Linked DNA regions of Mus musculus: region 1 is linked to region 2. The links are chromatin loops, found by intact Hi-C in ENCODE. Cell type or tissue: left cerebral cortex. All regions are shown on one strand. Each heading gives the region's core, and the rest is flanking DNA. Links, peaks and the distances in the headings are about the cores only. Region 1 has its middle 110 kb from the start of Mid1ip1. Region 2 holds the start of Rpgr (retinitis pigmentosa GTPase regulator).

Region 1 (8,346 bases), core at 26-8,025, 390 kb after region 2:
CACACAGAACTTAGCACTTTTGGGGGTTCTCAAATTCCTTTCTGAACAATGAATGAATGTACTCCAAAGCTTTAGCTGTGTGTCAGAAGCTTAAGTTCTCTTGTAGGGATCTATCTATCTATCTATCTGTCTATCTATCTATCCATCTATCTATCTATGCTTCAGTTCTTCCCCAAGTCTTATTTGTGTGGTGTTAACTCTAGAGTTCTGTAGTATTTGTCTTTGTGCCAAGTCCCCTTTCCTACTTAAGGAGCCATATCATTTTCTCCTGGGTATGTCATAGTTTTTCACATTGCCTTCACAATAAAGAGCTTCATGTCTTGAGCAATATTGGTGTGATCCAATCTGGACTTTTATGTAGACTTACAGTATATACCTGGATTTTACTTTTTAGATTTTGTTTCTTGAGTGAAGAAATATGGTAGGTTTTGCCCACTAACAGAATCTGATATGTGTAATATTGGCTAATGGACAAAAAGCGGATCAAAAAATTGACAAATGAACTCCTCGTGCAGCGGCTCTCTGCAGAAAAATAGATAACATATGCACAGAATTTTAAAAAGATTATTTGAAAACACTCAGAATTTAGACTGTGGGACATGTGAAGAAAGAATAGTGCATGTACCTTCAAGCAATGTTGATTAATTGCTGTATGTAGTGCAAATAGTGAAAGCTAGTAGACTTTCTGCTAGAATAATTCAGAATTGTACAGTTGACTGTAATAAGTCTAATACAATGTCATGTATGAGTAAAACTGCATTCATTATTGCTTTATATCGGCACACTGTATAATTTATCAGTTTCAAATAGCAGCTACTTATTATTACTATAGGTTTGGGGAAATCACCATCCCAGTATGGCTTAGCTAGAGGTTTCTGGCCCTAATAGGGAGGCCATGGGTTGGGACTTCCTGTGAAAACTCAACTTGAGGTGGGCACATCAGCTTCTCAGCCCAGTCACGTGTTGAAAGCCCTTGGTCCCTTGCCATGTGATTCTCTGCAGGGTTATTTTGCCCCTGAATGAACAATCAAGGCAAGAGTATTCGAGAAAGAAGCCAGAGTTTTCTATCATAACATCACTTCTGTGCTACCCATTTGTGAGCGGCCTTTGAATAAGTGTAGCTTGTGAAATGGGAAGAGGCTTATACACCGCTGTAGCTATTAGAAGATTACTCTTGCTGGACACCAGCCTGAGAGCCAACATACCACAATTATATTTTGTTTGCCTCCCCTTGGGACTTGCTGAAAACCTCACATACAGCCTAAGGTAATGACAGCTAAATTAAGCAAGCAGCATGTTTTACACTACCTTCAGACTCAAATTTTATGAATCTTAATGCTTTCTATTTCATTTATGATTAGCCAAGGCTTGTTTCAAACTCTCCTCAAATGGTCTCTTCAGAAATTATAAGTCCTGGTTAAAAAATATAATGCTTCAAGTTTCCAAAAATATCAACAGTGTTTTTCTATTGCCTTGGAATGGTTTCTAATTTCTGGATCTCTAGGTTCACTTCTTAAAAACATATAGTGATGATTTTAGTTTCGTGCCCCCATAGATATTATGACCATATAGCCCCCAAAAGAAATCATTAAAGGTAGATTCCTTTGTAGTTGATTTTAGCCTTTCCCCATGAGTTTTATTTCATTATCAATAGTGATTTTACATGATACACTCAAATAAATGTTGGGAGTCATTTTAACTGTCATAGCTTTGTGTACAGAGGCCACTGAGAAGCTGGTCAATGATGTCCAGAAGTACTCTCAAGAACAGTAAGGCTCATCTTTGACTTGAAGGAGTTTGTGACAGTTTCAGGTCTGTACAGGTTTGCATATATGACAGTGGGGCACATTAAGGAGGAATATCGTTTTCTTCTTTAAACGGGGAGTTCATGAGGATCAAACCTTGATCATCATCTCAATCCTCCCCTCCTGGGCAATTTTATCCGTCCAGGTTGCTTTAATCACCATACAGATGGCAGTGTCTTTCATTTTCGGTTATCCAACTCACAGTCTTGCAAATTGTAGATGTGTATAGTTTAGCTGCGAAAAAACACAACTCAGAAAGATACCCTGGACATCCAAAATGCTGATTCAGATGCAACTAACAGGATCTAATCCAGGCGAGGTTCATGTCAGTGTGATTTGAACTAAAAGAAATTAGAAGTTCAATAGATTTCCTTTATGGACTAATTCTGCAAGCAAATGTTATGTGCTAACCACTGTGGGACTACAGTGGTGACAAGACAGCCCAGGCCATTATCTATATGGAACTTATGTTTTAAGAGAAGATGACAAGGGACTGGAGAGCACTAGCTGCTCTTTCAGCAGTCAGGAGTTCAGTACCCAGCACCCACATGACAGCTCACAACTGCCAGTAACTCCAGTTCCAGGGGATCCAATACCATTACACAGACATACATGCAGGTGAATCACCAATGCATATATAATAAAAAGTGGAAATTTTTAAAAGAGAATAGAAAAGAGTGTATGCTTCAATAAGACTGGTGATAGGCACCAACAGTAAATGTGAAGGAGTGGCAGGTGAACTTTCACTTTCATTCACAAACCTGGACAAGCAAGCTGTTATCTCATCTGAGTTCATTGAAAAGTGGGCTGGAATCAGATAATATGTGCCTAGGGTTTGGGCTGAGACATTTTTGGCTACAAGAGAATATCAGTATTAAAGCTAGCTATTTACACTAACATAAACAAGACAAACACCTTCCCCAAATTTGGACCCTGAATGGGCTTCCATAAAGAAAGTAAATCAAGGATTAGACATCTTGCTACATAGAAGAATTACCTTCAGACAGAAAGGGATGAGTGTTCATGGGAGAATATTAACAAAGGAGGTACATGCTGTGATACTGCCGGATTAGCTTTGTGGAGTAGCCCTAGCCTTTCACCCTCGGAACAACAACAGATATGCTCTTTGTACACCCAAGGCTTTGCTGTAACGGAGGATTTAAAGAAAGGATGCCAATGGCCTTAAGAAAAGGTGTTCCTTTTTTTTTTTTCAGAACACTGAGCTAGATTGTGATGCTAATGAAAGAACTCAGAGCTACACAAATGTGATCTTTGATCAGCAGTGTGTGTGTCACCTGAGAGCCTGGTTAGACCAGCAAAATCTCAAGCCACACTCAGAGTCAGCATCTATTTTTTTTTGAAAGACTTTAGGGGATTCAGATTCACACAAAGTTGAGAAAGTGCTTATTTGGGATTTAGGCCACTGTTTTCCAAACTTAGCCCTACTTCCGAAATGACCTGAGAGTTGAGGAATAGGCTGGGCATTTTTTTAAGCTCCCCAGAGAATTCTGATGTGTAGCCAAGTTTGAGAACACTCTTATTTAGACCACAGATTGAGCCCTAATGTGATTGGAGTCTAAAAATATGGACCGTGTGGCTACACAAAGAACCAGATTTATAGTCTAAGTCTATCAGCTACAACCCTCTACCAATGAAGGAAAATAGCAGCCTGTCACCCCAGCCCCATCCTTTCACATGAAAGCTGGTAAGTAATGGAGAATGGCTATTCTGGTAACTGGGTGGGACAAGTGTCAAGGGCATTGAGAATTCCTTTCCAGCAGATGGAATCATTTATCAGCTGGATTAGACAGCAGCGATATCTCATTTATATGCAGTGATTTTTCCCCCTCTTCACTAGGGATTAACTCCACAGAAACACTTAGAAAAACTAGCCTGCCTGCTACCCACCCTATTCAGTTTAAATTTATTTGATGTAATTGTATGCAATAATTTATCTGTGAAATTCCTCCAGGGAAAGAAGCCACATGGATAGCTCGAGCTGCCGGAGACAGTAAATAGAAAGGTCTTCTGCATTCATTAAGTCATAAAGCAAACAGCAGAGGATTGGTGGACAAGAGAAACTAGTTACAGAACATTCATAAAAAGATACCTTTGGGTCTGGGCACCCTTCTTCCATGTCTGTCTCTCTCCCAGAAATGTGATTTGAACAATTAAATCTATATGAGTACTTTCAGGGTTTTAAATTAATATCAAATCATGGAAACACACAAGCCATACACTACTTTAAGAATTCTAATATATTAAATTCCCCATGGTCCTAAAGCTACATTAACTTAGATATTGTTAGAGGGAAGCACATGTGAAGTTTTATCTTGATGCTCAGAAGGCAGGCTGCAGTGAGCTTTTCATTATGAATCAAGCATGCGTGCTTGTAATAACAAGTGAAAACCGGTACTCTGAGAGTGGATGCTCTCCATGTTACAGATATGAGAGTACTAAAACCTCTGAGTGCTGTGGTCTTCCAAACTAATGTCCATGGTAGCTGAAAATGTGCTTACACTGTAACACTGAGATTTGCAATTCAGCTATGTATTTCATTGTATGTATGGTCACCATGGGAATACCCACCGCAAGTCTACCACTATACACAGGGTCCATGAATAAATGTAGCATAGCTGATCCACTGGAAACATGTTAATACAAGGAGTTGTATCCCCACCCACTTCCTCCACAACCTTAGCATTTTGTTCACACAGTCTGTGGCTCTTGTTTAAAGGTAAGTGTTGGGACTTTTCATACACAAAAGACTGCCAGTCAAAACCCCTACTCTTCTCTCTCAAATAACATGTATTCTATGAGAATATTTTCAATTAAGAGTTTGTAAAATGGGCCTGGAGAGATGGCCCCGTGGTTAAGAAACGTTCTTTCAGAGGACCCTAATTTGGTTCACAGCACCCAAGTGAGGGTGGCTCACAAAGCTCTGTAACTCGAGTTCTAGGGGATTCAAGTTTCCAATTCCCTTGGGTAGCTTCCATGGATGAACACAAACACACACACACACACACACACACACACACACACACACACATATTCCACAATTAAAATAAAATATTCTTTTAAAAATAAAACAAGAACTTATAAAAAAATAATGTTTCCCCAGTAACCTTAATTTTATTTAATGCCTTCTAGACAATGGATACAGCACAGAGTTCTTCTATGAAACTGAACTGGATGGACGATTTCCACCTTTTTGCCTTTCTGATTTTAGTCCCTTTATATCCTTGCTGTTGCAAGGAGTACATGCTTCTACGGGATCAAAGCTGGTGGTGTGGTAGAGGGGAGATGGTACACTATTGCTTTTGTATCACGGACAACAAAATTGTAGATGTTCATTATAAAAATTTGCATAAGCATTGATTCTTGAGTTCTCACATACTCCATGATCTTGAAGGAAAGGCCTGGGGACAGAAAGCAGAGGCTTGATGGTTCTGTTATATAAAGCACTTTCCACCAAAGCATGAGGACCACATTTTCGATCCCCAGCATCCATACAAAAAGTTGGGTGGACGTGGAGGCCTGCTTGTAATCCCGGTGCTCCAGAGGTAGAGGCAGAATTTCTGGGACAAGTTGGCTAGATAGACCAACCAAGTCAGTGAGCTTCAGACTCAATAAAAGAGCCTGTCTCAGAAAAGGAGTGATAAAGGACAATACCTAAAGTCAATCTCCAGCCTGCACATGAATGTGTGCCCACACACAAATGCAAAGAAAAAAATGGAAGACGTAAGAAGGGATGAAGAAAGAGGTACATAGATACAAAGTTAGGCTGTTTGGAGCCTTGTTCATATGTTACCATTAAAATAAATTGTAGGACAAATTTGAAAGCTTGAGTGTACTAAATGTCCTAAGCTAGGTTGTACTCAGCATGGGTAGAAAGAATGAAGCCAAACTCATCATGTTACCAAAGATGCCAGTGGAAAGTCCATTAGAAATAAGGGAAACAATCAATGAGAAAGTAGAATTTTGAAAAATTCCCACCACATAGCATAACATATACCATGTTCCAGGTCTGGAGTACCATATGTCCTCAGGAGCCTCAGGTGGATTAATGTCCAACTAGCAACTTTGAGGATGTAACTGTGCAAGTGGCCCATACTGTAGACTATTCCAGAGGCTGGGATGTTTCTCTGAGCCAAGAATATACCAAAGCCTGATTTCTAGCCCACAGGGAAATACGGTGATGAAGGCTGAGCTATTAGCCCAAGACTTAGTAAGTTGTTTCCGTTCTATCATCAAGTCTACCAAGGTACTTAGGAAAAGTCGTCTTTCAGCAGGAAAGCCCAAATGTGGCCCCAAAGCCCACCCTCCCAAGCCCATCCACAGCCTATCCTTTACATTTAAGCCAGCACACTACTAGTAATAGAAACGATCAAAAAGTACAGTTGAAAAACAGAGAAGAGGGATAACATATGAATAAATGTGGGACATAATCTGAAGATGAATCAGCTGCTGTAGATGCAGCCCTGAGGGGTTTGCATCCTCAAATTGGAAAGTAGTCATAACCAGGAAGCCCAAGTTCCCCAGCTTCCACTCCTTACCACAAGGTGATCTGCCTACAGAGAACAGGTAATCATGTTGATGACTATTGCACCTGGTCCAGGACACTGTTTCTCTATGTCTGGTTTAGCTGAAGGAAATCAAGCATTTCCTTTTTGCATTATAACAGTAAATCAGTTTTGTTCACTGACATATTTCGAAGATCTCCTAATGTCATTTATCCCATTCATATAGAAAAAAAACAGGGATTAATTTTAAAACATCCAAGGCCATTTTGGGACCATAAAGAACTAGGGTAGTTGTGGGGGAACTCTACACGGGCCCCAATGTGCCCTTGGGGGTTATAAAATAGTCAAGGTGTATTTTTCACTAAAACCTGCAGCAGGAATATTAATAGCAGCTTTATTTATAATAGCTTCACACTAGAATCAACTCAAGTATCCATTAATCGAAGAATGGATAACCAAACTATGCTCTATGAGTCAAACTCTACACATTAACAGAAAACAAACTTTCACACAATAATATGGATGAATATCTCAGGCAAAATATAAAGTGAAAGAATATACTAACAAGGATACTGTCCTATTAATAAGAAATTCAAGAGCAGATAAAGCTAAGCAATCCTCAGAAATTATGAGAGTCATTTCAAAGAGCCTGAAGAAGAAATTAGAACTACCATGCGATCCAACAATATCATTTCTCAGTATATATCCAGAGGAAATGAAAGGCATGTGTTAGACATACATCTATACTTTCATGCTCCTTGCAACACTACACATAAAACCAGGATATGGAAACCACATATGTGTCCATCAACAGATGGATTGATAAGAAAATGTGTGTATGTTGGAATATTAGGTCTTTTCAAGGAAAGAAATCCTAGTGTTCATGATAACATAGATGAACCTGGAAGGCATGATAAATGAAATAAGCCAGACAGTACATGGCAGCTCCTGATTGCATGGTTTCACTCTGCAGCTAGAGTTTAAAGAAAGAAAACTCAGTGGAAGTGTGGAAATAGAAGCATTTGACAGAAGGCAGGGGTTAGGGATTTTTTTGTTGTTGTTAAAAGAATAAGCTTCTTAGTAAGTTCTGATTGGTGAATGTACAGCATAGTCATTATAATTGATAACGTATACTTCAAACATGTTCAGAGAGTTGATCTTCATCTTCTCACATACACAAAAGGAGCTGAGGGGCTCCTCAAGTTAATACTTAACTTGACTGTGGTAACTAGTTCACAATGTGTGCATATATCAAAATAGCATACTGTATATCTCAAATATACATCTTCTATTGACCATTATGGCATCGTTAAGTAATAGATGGGGAGAAAGGATTTTAAGAATCCTCTCTTGAGAACTTTCCAGATTAAGTCCCCAGAAAGGTCCCTAACTCAATTTTCCCTAATGTCTAGGATTTTTTTAGGCCACTTTGCCTCATTCTTCTGCTCCTATGCCAAAATCCAGTGTTTAAATTACTCACAAGCAAGAAATAGAGTAACAGTTCTGAATTAAATGACAGTCAGCATGTAACAATGTCTCCGAAATATCCCCAGTGCAGTCCTCACTAACATTTATGTGCAGGGAGGAGAGCTGTTATGCATGTAACCAGAATGGCCAGGAGAGGAGCTAAGAGAGACACAAGTCTCAGCTTAGGGCCAAGAATTTTCTGAGATTTTCATCTACAAAATGAAGAGTGGAAATAGATGTTTCTGAATACATGAACTAATGATTCCTCACGTTCTTTGAGGGTTCACTGGTATTAAGACAATCAGAAACTAAGTGAGACCTCCCTGACCAGAAAGTAAGCACAATTCTATAGCCTGAGCCTCCACATATAGAGGTTCGTTTAATCAACATTTATATTTTTTTTCTGAGACTCCACATCCACAGGCACACAATTATGGGCAAGATTTCCAGTAAAGTACCTTTCTAGAGTGAAAGATATCTTTTGGGTATTATCTTTTCCATGAATCCCTGATAGAAAAGCACACAGTATGGAAGCATTCATTAAAATACTA
Region 2 (8,292 bases), core at 1-8,000:
TTCTGTGTTGAAGCACGTTACTTTGTCCTTCTATGTATGAGCTGACTCTGTTAAGTGTAAAAGTTCCTAACATTAGGCAGAAAATTTTATTAAACACAACTCTAGTAATAATTAGGTTTCTCTAAGAATTACTGTCTCCATTTAAGATTATAATACTAACCTGTAACAATAGCAGTATGTTCATCTCCACATGAAAGACATATGGGTATGTCATTTTTAAACCAGAATTTGCTAGGAATATTTTCGGCAAATTTAGTTTTTCCAAACGTAAACACAGCACCTGTATCTACAAATGTAAGACAGTTTTTACTTCACAACTTGAACCACGATGTCTGTTATTAAAACATTTCCAATTACACACATATAAATGCTTTCTTCCCTGACAGCTTTGAATCTGTCTAAACAGTTTAAACCTTCATTCTTTCACCTTAATTCAGTTCTAATTCTCAGACTTCATTTTAGTTTCATCTATGACATCTGTTAATTTGAATATGTGCTATTCCTTGAGTGATATGACGTAAATATATACAATGACAAGATAAGCATCATCCATTACTAATTGTTCTGCTGACACTCGATGGACAGCCAACTCCCGAATGAGCTGATATTTTTTAGACATAAAACTAGAAGTAAGAGAAAAAAATCAGACTTTTCAAATGTATCTTTCTGTGTTGAAGCACGTTACTTTGTCCTTCTATGTATGAGCTGACTCTGTTAAGTGTAAAAGTTCCTAACATTAGGCAGAAAAGAATTTTATTAAACACAACTCTACTCACTCTGGTTAAGACCCCACAGTCTGGTCCCTGACTAAGGACATTTTCCCCACACTCAGAACTGAAACAGTATCACATTTTTTCGTTAATACCACAGGAAATTCATGGGAAGGGTCTAAGTGAGTTTGGAATTTCTTTACCCCTTCCAAGGGATTGCCAGTGTTTGCATACAAGGGAGGGATGTTACTACAAATGCCAAACTCTTACTGACAATGCTTGCGACTGTCCATTAAAGCTAGGTGCAGGGCAGACATAAGCATATTATTACATACTGTTTCACTTGCACTATGGGAACCTATACAAGGCTTTAAAAGTCAATAGACCACAATCAGAGTATGAGCCCCAGCACCCATATAAGAATGAAAAGACTCCCAGAAATTTGGCACACACAGTGAGATAAGGGAGAGAGAAAATGTTTTAAAATGGGAGGGTAATCATGTATTCAAATTCCTAATCTAATACTTAATACAATACTCAATGGGTTACTTTACCCAACCTTAACTTCCTCCTTTAATCATTATGGTTATTTCTAAATGGTGTTTAAAATACCAATACACATTCTTATGCCTTGAATTTAACACAGGTACGAAAAGGTTTGTTGTACACAATCTATTTACAATATTGTAAACACAGGGTTGTATTCTCTCTTTTATAATAAGGAATCTAGTACAGAATCTGTAATCTCCAATGTATTAACTGATGGCTACCTCTGTAAAGTCCTATTACAAACATTGGAAATTACTGGTTTCTCAGAATCTTGCAATGAATAGAGGCCATATGGCAATTAATTATGCTCTACACAGCAATCTCTCTAATTGATTCGCTACCAAAATATTTATTGATAAGTATTTTATTTGCTCAACTGTATTACTGATAGTGTAGGTTTTCCTTGCTACTTATACCCATTGCACAAGACGTTCCTCTAGGAAATATCAGTTACACTGAAGTTTGTGCTAAGTTTCAAACAGAAAACTTCCCTTCTACACTATTTATCACTCTACCACCATTTTCACATCACTAGAATGCTGAGTAGGAAATCAAACACAGCTTTCAATACTTTCAGTGTGAAAGATAGCATATTACCCAGGTTTTACTACGGAAACACCTCGGGTATTCCTGTTCCCATTGAGAAGAAATGAGAGTTCAAGCTACGGATCAGTCCATGGGGATTGGAGATGGAGGCTGAGATTTGACATTCTTCAACTGCCATTGTCTGATCTGAGGAATATTCACAGACTTGGACCAGTATCATTTTCAAAAGACTAAATATCCATTAACATTTCCAAGTAACTATTTAAACACACACACACACACACACACACACCACTCAAATAGAAAGTCAGACCCAGTTTGGGGGAAATTTCCAGAGAAAGCATACTGAATGTAAATATTAATAATATATATCAATGTGCACGGGACTAAACCACTTGAGAACAAGCTTGAAGCAAGCCAGTTCGACTCAAGTCACTGAGCCTTGGGAGGCAAGGACCTCGAAATGATTCAAGGCTTCCCTACAAGGAATTATTTAACGGTGTTTACTCTGGCTCCCCAGAATCTCTCTTCAGACACTCCCCTAACCCAAAAACCAAGGTTGGGTGGTTCCTTTCTGTCCTCTGCCAACTAATGTCAAGCCTATTGTAACTATTTTCTTGCACCCTCACTAAGGTATGAGCTCCAAGTGGTGTAGAATCAAATTCTGTTTGAGCCAAGACCACAGCAGAAAGTGCAATACATATTTAAATGTCCAATTCTGCTCAAATATAGTGGTTATTTTTCATAATGCTAGTAACAGCCCATTAGAGTATATGCAAAAACCAGTTCAGTAGATTATGACCACCATTTTAGCTGAACAACTCTATAACTCTACGCTTATAATAAATGCTGCTCCAGGAAATGTCTACCTGGGCTACCCGGTACGGAAGCCGTACGGAGTCATAATTTTAAAAGACTTCACGACAGTCAGTCTTAAAAAAAAAAAAAAATTCACCGAAGGCCCTCCTCTCTTTATCCAGTTCGTTTCTTCCATTCTTTTTAACCTTTCACCCCGCATTCCACTCGTTACTGAATTCTGTACCTAACCGGGTCCTGGGGACATCCGCTTGCTCAAATGTTTAGAGACCCTGGGATGCTTCGCGAGAGAATAATGGCTGCCGCCGCCTCCAAGAAAAGCCATTATTTCAGCTTGCTAATAACACACACAGGGTCCCTCATGTCCCTGTCCCTTCCTCCAGCCCGACAAAGGGAATTTATTTATTCCCAAACGCAAATCTAAGGCGGTTGACTGAGGCTCAGGTTGCGGCCTGTACCACTACGGGGCCGGCTCGGAGGCGGGGCCTGGCCTGTCGCCCGCCCGCCCGCCCGCGGACCCTCCCTCCAGGCCAGCCGCCACGACTGGGGGCGCGCGACTCACCGGGCACCAGTGACTCAGATTCCGCCATGCCGAAGCCTGCGAACGGAATCTGTGCCTGCTTCGGAAAGATAGCAGGGGCGACTCGATTGAGCCTAAGGTGCTGCCCTACCCCCTGGGACCCCCATCGCGACCCTCTTGGCATAGACCACTACTGTGCTCCCGGAAGTCAACAAACAGACGCTAGGGGCAACGGAGGCGGAGCCTTGCGGGGCGGGGAGGGGCGAAAGGCTTTTGGAAGGAGGCTGGCGGAAGCTGTGTCAGTGAGGCGCAAGCGCAGATGCCATGGTCGCGGCGGTAAGCGACCGCACACCCTCTAGCGGTCGCGATTGGAAGCGGCCATGCTGCAGACTCTGGAGCGCATCTACTTCTGAAGGGATCCTGGCCATGCAGGGACCTAGAGGGGATATGGTGACAACATCATGTCTCACATAGCCCTAACTTCTGTGACTCATGCAAACGTCAACGCACAGCTTTGACAACACACTAGGACTAACAATCTGTAACACAGCAAGGTACTAGGCGGTTTACATCCCAAATGTCATTTGCAATCCTAGGAACAAAACAAATATACTCGATGCACACATTAGATCCTTATTGAATAAATGGTCGTAATAAATGTTATTACAATCATGCAAGTTGAATAATGCCATTCCTGTTTGCGGATATGCCAATTAAACATAGGAAGAGAAGCACAGTTCAGGTTGTTTAGCCTGAGGTCTAAACAGTCCGCCTGCATCTCCTATAAAACTAAAGGGCCAAGATCTATACAATTTCCTCTGAAATATTATATTTTTCTGGATAAACCTTGGTTTTCCACCCATAATAGTTGGCCACAATAAAATAAATAGGAAGAAAATCTTCCAGGATGAGTCCATTTGTATACCTGAGGTAGTTGGGTCTCAATCAAGCACAACTGAATTTAAGGCTCCCAGAATTCGAGAGTTATTACCTACACTTACTCAGGGCACTTTTATTAGGAAGGAAAGAGGGAATAGAATCCAATCACTTGTGTACAAACTAAAGTTGAGGATGAGATTCTAGTAAAGATGCTTAGCAAGGAGCACCGACCTGGGAACAGGGATTTAAGAAAGACAAAAGCTTGTCTGATGACGACAAAGTCAGGAAGGTCTGAAGCCAAAGAAACTGAATGAAATTAAAGAAGTCTGGACATAGTTAACTGTATGCAAAGACTGATAAAGTGATCAGTTCCTCCCAGGACCTTGCTGAGGCTGGTTCGAGGTGAGATGGCATGTCCACAGAATCGGACGCTTTATCCTAAAGACTATGGAAAGTCATGGAGGAGCTTTAAGCTCAGAAGTGATAGGAAAGGACCAGTTATGCATGTTCTTGAAGTGATTCTACCTGTTTGGGCTGCTTTTCTGACAAGCAGTTTGAGCACTGAGAGGCAATTCAAAGGCTATTACAGGTATTTAGGTACAAAAGTGGTCAGGCTGCCCGAAGTTCAGTATTTTGGCACACAGGAAATGGTGTCTAGTTGTCAACTCTTGGAAAATGCTGACCTATCATATAACTTACATCAGCAGAAAGGAACAAAAAAGGTAACTTAACTTATTTTGAGGAGAACTTAATACTCATGTCTAAAGGCTCATAACAATCATGATGAGAAAAATCAGAATATTTAAAGACTTTCTTTGCTTATCCTGTTATTTCATTGACTTCTAAAAATAAATTTCAGAGCATAAGTCAGTGCTGAGCACTTCCACGCTGGTTTCTCACATAAGTATCTAGGCAAGGGTGGTGCCGTTTACAGAGATGGGAAGTGCTATGCAAGGAGCAGAGGAGGTTAGAGTTAGGTCAGTAAGGTAATGGAAGAGATAGTGAGCTCAGCCCTTGAACACATAGGAAAGTCAGGTGGAGTTGCTGAGCACAGCAAGCAACTGATGCACAGAAGGTCCAGATGGAGCCAGACACTTATGGAACTCCTGGATCAACGCTATCATGGCAGTCTCGGGAACAGGTGAAAGAAGGAAAGGGAAGGACAAAGGAATCTAAGGTGAATCGTGAAGAATGCCGAAGTATGATATCCTAGCAATGGGTTATAAGGCTTAAAAGGTGATGAGAGAGAGAGAGAGAGAGAGAGAGAGAGAGAGAGAGAGACTGGAAAATACTGCACCAAACAAGAGTATAATCAAATTGTCCACATAATGTGTACAAATTAAATGACACCGAATTACCTTCTGAAGTTAGAAATATGGTGATCATTCTCTGTGTTATAAAAAGAGCGGTTTGCTGGGGCAATGGAAGAGGAAACAGTATTGGAGTAGGAAGTTGGAGACGCTGAGGGAAAAGCATCCCTTGAGCATCAGCATTCGAGACAGTAAGTGCAGAGGGACCCAGGAAGAGAGGAAGCAGCATTTGAGCCGGGAAGAGGGGTGAAAGGAGGGCTTCTGTTAAACTAAGCAATGTATGATACCACTGGGAGGTCCAATTGAATAGATGCGGAGAGAATCCTTCTTCAGAAAAGTAATAGAATAGAAATCCTGGAAGACAGCAAGGCCTTGCATCCAGAGAATATGGTGGAGACGCTGGCATTAGCTCAGACACACAGCTTTCTAGCAGAGAAGAAGAGAAGAATAAAATTCCCCTTACAATATAATATTGATACTTTTGATTCATCTAATATTTATAATCTAAGGGTGCCACACACACATACAGCTATGATGGCACCTTAGATCATTTATATTATATATTATCTGTTCATATGCTCTATCTCAGGAAATGTCTTAGACATCCGAGGTAATGAATGTCTAGCTTCTATCTTAGTGCCCAGAATACAGTAGCACTTAATACCAGTAGGTATTAGAAACAAGGCAAAGTTGGCTATGCTCACTGTACTGGAAGGCAAAGCCAGGCCATGTGTGCCACGATGGAAATAGCACTCAAATCTTGGCAACGGCTCAAAAGTGTCATTTTTATTCCTGCAGCATGCCTAGCAAGGCTCAGTGGTTTCAGCGGGTCCCATGGGCGCCTGGGATACTGATGGAAGTATAAGCATGCTTTAGCTGCATTGTAAGCGTGACCTCCTTGGTTACCTCATGAAGGCAACAGAATGAGGCTAGAAATTCTGTGTTTTAGATCAGAATAGATGTGTTTTTCCAGTTTTGTGTGCATTGCAAGGGGACTGGAAATTAAAGGAGAGCCACTGGCCCTTCAAAAACAATAAGGGCCTCTCCCACAATCCTGACAGTTGGAGAGCATGAAGTGTCTAAGTTGCAGCTTTCCAAACTGTCATTTGTACTATTTATCCTATGTTGTCATGAAACTGAATATGGAGGGCCACAAAATGTTTGCCAACAGTGGAAGGTTTTGGAACACATAATGACCAAAAGATAAATTTAGAATCAAATGTGTAATGAGCTGAGGGGTTTCTGGCCATCAATCACCTGTGTTGTCTCCTGTGACTTTCCTACAGCCTCACTCCTAAACACAGGACCTGTGCACTTTGAACTGTGTGTGCTCTCATAAACATGCAGTGTGAGCAAACTGCTGCTGTTCTTCAGCTTAGAGGTATTGTTATATGTTTGTTGTATATACAAGAACATGATGCTTTAATTAAAAAAACACGTTTTATATTTTCTTAGTGTCATTTCTTAGCTAGTAATCATCAAATTGTTATATGGATTATAGTGCCTTAGAATACTTGATTTTTAAAACTCACTATTTTAATTGCAGACTGAAATTTCATTTAAAAAAAGTCATTAAATGAAATTTGGTGTGGGATTAGGACAGATTTTTTTCCAAGAATTTTTCAAACAGTTTCAAGATATTTCTACTGTTTTTAATTGTATATTTATGCAAAATAGCATTCTTGGCATTGGTGATTCTAAAATCAAAACATTGATTAATTTTGAAAAAAAAAATGAAGATGCCATGTCCTGAAGTATGAACTATTAGGTCAAAAAGGAATTCTTTATGTAAAAATAAAAGAGCATGGCCGTTTTACTAGGATGGAAATTTGCATGCTTTTTTTAAATAAATGGTAAAAAAAAATCTCTGCTTTTAGGTATATTCATGTCACATATGTATTGTATTCCCTTCTGATGCACACACAGCCAAAAACTCAGATAATCCTTGGGAAATTGTGTTGGTTCTCATGAATTTTACATATCTGGGAAAAAAAAAGTAGAAGTCTTGGCTATTGACTGTATTACATCTAGCTGGGAGTAATTTCTGAGGATGTTTTTGTCAACTAAAAATAAAAGCATGTACGAATAAGAAAGACATTTGATGGGCTGTGTTTCCTCCCTGAACTTCATTTCTTATTTGCCAGCATTGAAGAAACTCTTCCAGGATTTGAATTTTGTGCCACATTACAATGCAACTGCCTTCACTGTTCCTCAAGTTGCAGGAACATAAGCAGGTGTGTCGGTACTTCAAAAAAAAAAAAATACGTTGGGAGATCCCTAAACAGCAGAGCTCACTGAGAGCTTCTGTACTGGCTAGTTTTTGGGTCAACTTGACACCGGCTGGAGTTATCACAGAGAAAGGAGCTTCAGTTGGGGAAATGCCTCCACGAGATCCAGCTGTAAGGCATTTTCTCAATTAGTGATCAAGGGGGAAAGGCCCCTTGTGGGTGGGACCATCTCTGGGTAGTCTTGGGTTCTATAAGAGAGCAGGCTGAGCAAGCCAGGGGAAGCAAGCCAGTAAAGAACATCCCTCCATGGCCTCTGCATCAGCTCCTGCTTTCTGACCTGCTTGAGTTCCAGTCCTGACTTCCTTGGTGATGAACAGCAATGTGGAAGTATAAGCTGAATAAACCCTTTCTTCCCCAACTGCTTCTTGGTCATGATGTTTGTGCAGGAATAGAAACCCTGCCTAAGACAGCTTCTAATGATATATTGGATTTTTGAAATGTTTTAATAATTAAATAAAATATTATAAGATAAAAAAAAAAACCCGAACCCACTGGAATTAGACAGAACCAAAAAACAAAAGGAAAAGAGCCCAAGAGCAGGCACAAGAAACAGAGACCCAGTTGTTCACACACTTAGGAATCCCATAGAAATACTAACCTGGAAGCCATAATGTATATGAAAAGGACCTGTGCAGGCCCTGCACATGCTACTTCAGTCTCTGTACATTCTTATA

Evidence for each region. Peaks named below come from ENCODE experiments on the same cell type or tissue, not always from the same donor. Only the 100,000 strongest peaks of a DNase experiment are listed, where the experiment ranks them.
Region 1: it touches region 2 in a loop (26-fold over the local background); 2 of 42 quality-filtered maps call a loop at or near these places.

Annotation. Positions count from the first base shown.
Region 1 is chrX:10,600,614-10,608,959 of GRCm38, forward strand. No RefSeq gene overlaps it. Among named protein-coding and RNA genes, the nearest start is that of Mid1ip1, 110 kb to the right of the region's middle. In left cerebral cortex, for the core only: no CTCF peak of the experiment used is centred there; a DNase peak (open chromatin) is centred at 3,363.
Region 2 is chrX:10,213,369-10,221,660 of GRCm38, forward strand. It overlaps Rpgr (retinitis pigmentosa GTPase regulator), which reads right to left and starts at 3,427. Exons shown (of 17, transcript NM_011285.2): 1 at 3,184-3,427; 2 at 161-286. The coding sequence starts at 3,325. In left cerebral cortex, for the core only: a CTCF peak has its summit at 3,506; DNase peaks (open chromatin) are centred at 2,344, 2,741, 2,869 and 3,406; H3K4me3 peaks cover 1,287 bases; H3K27ac peaks cover 979 bases.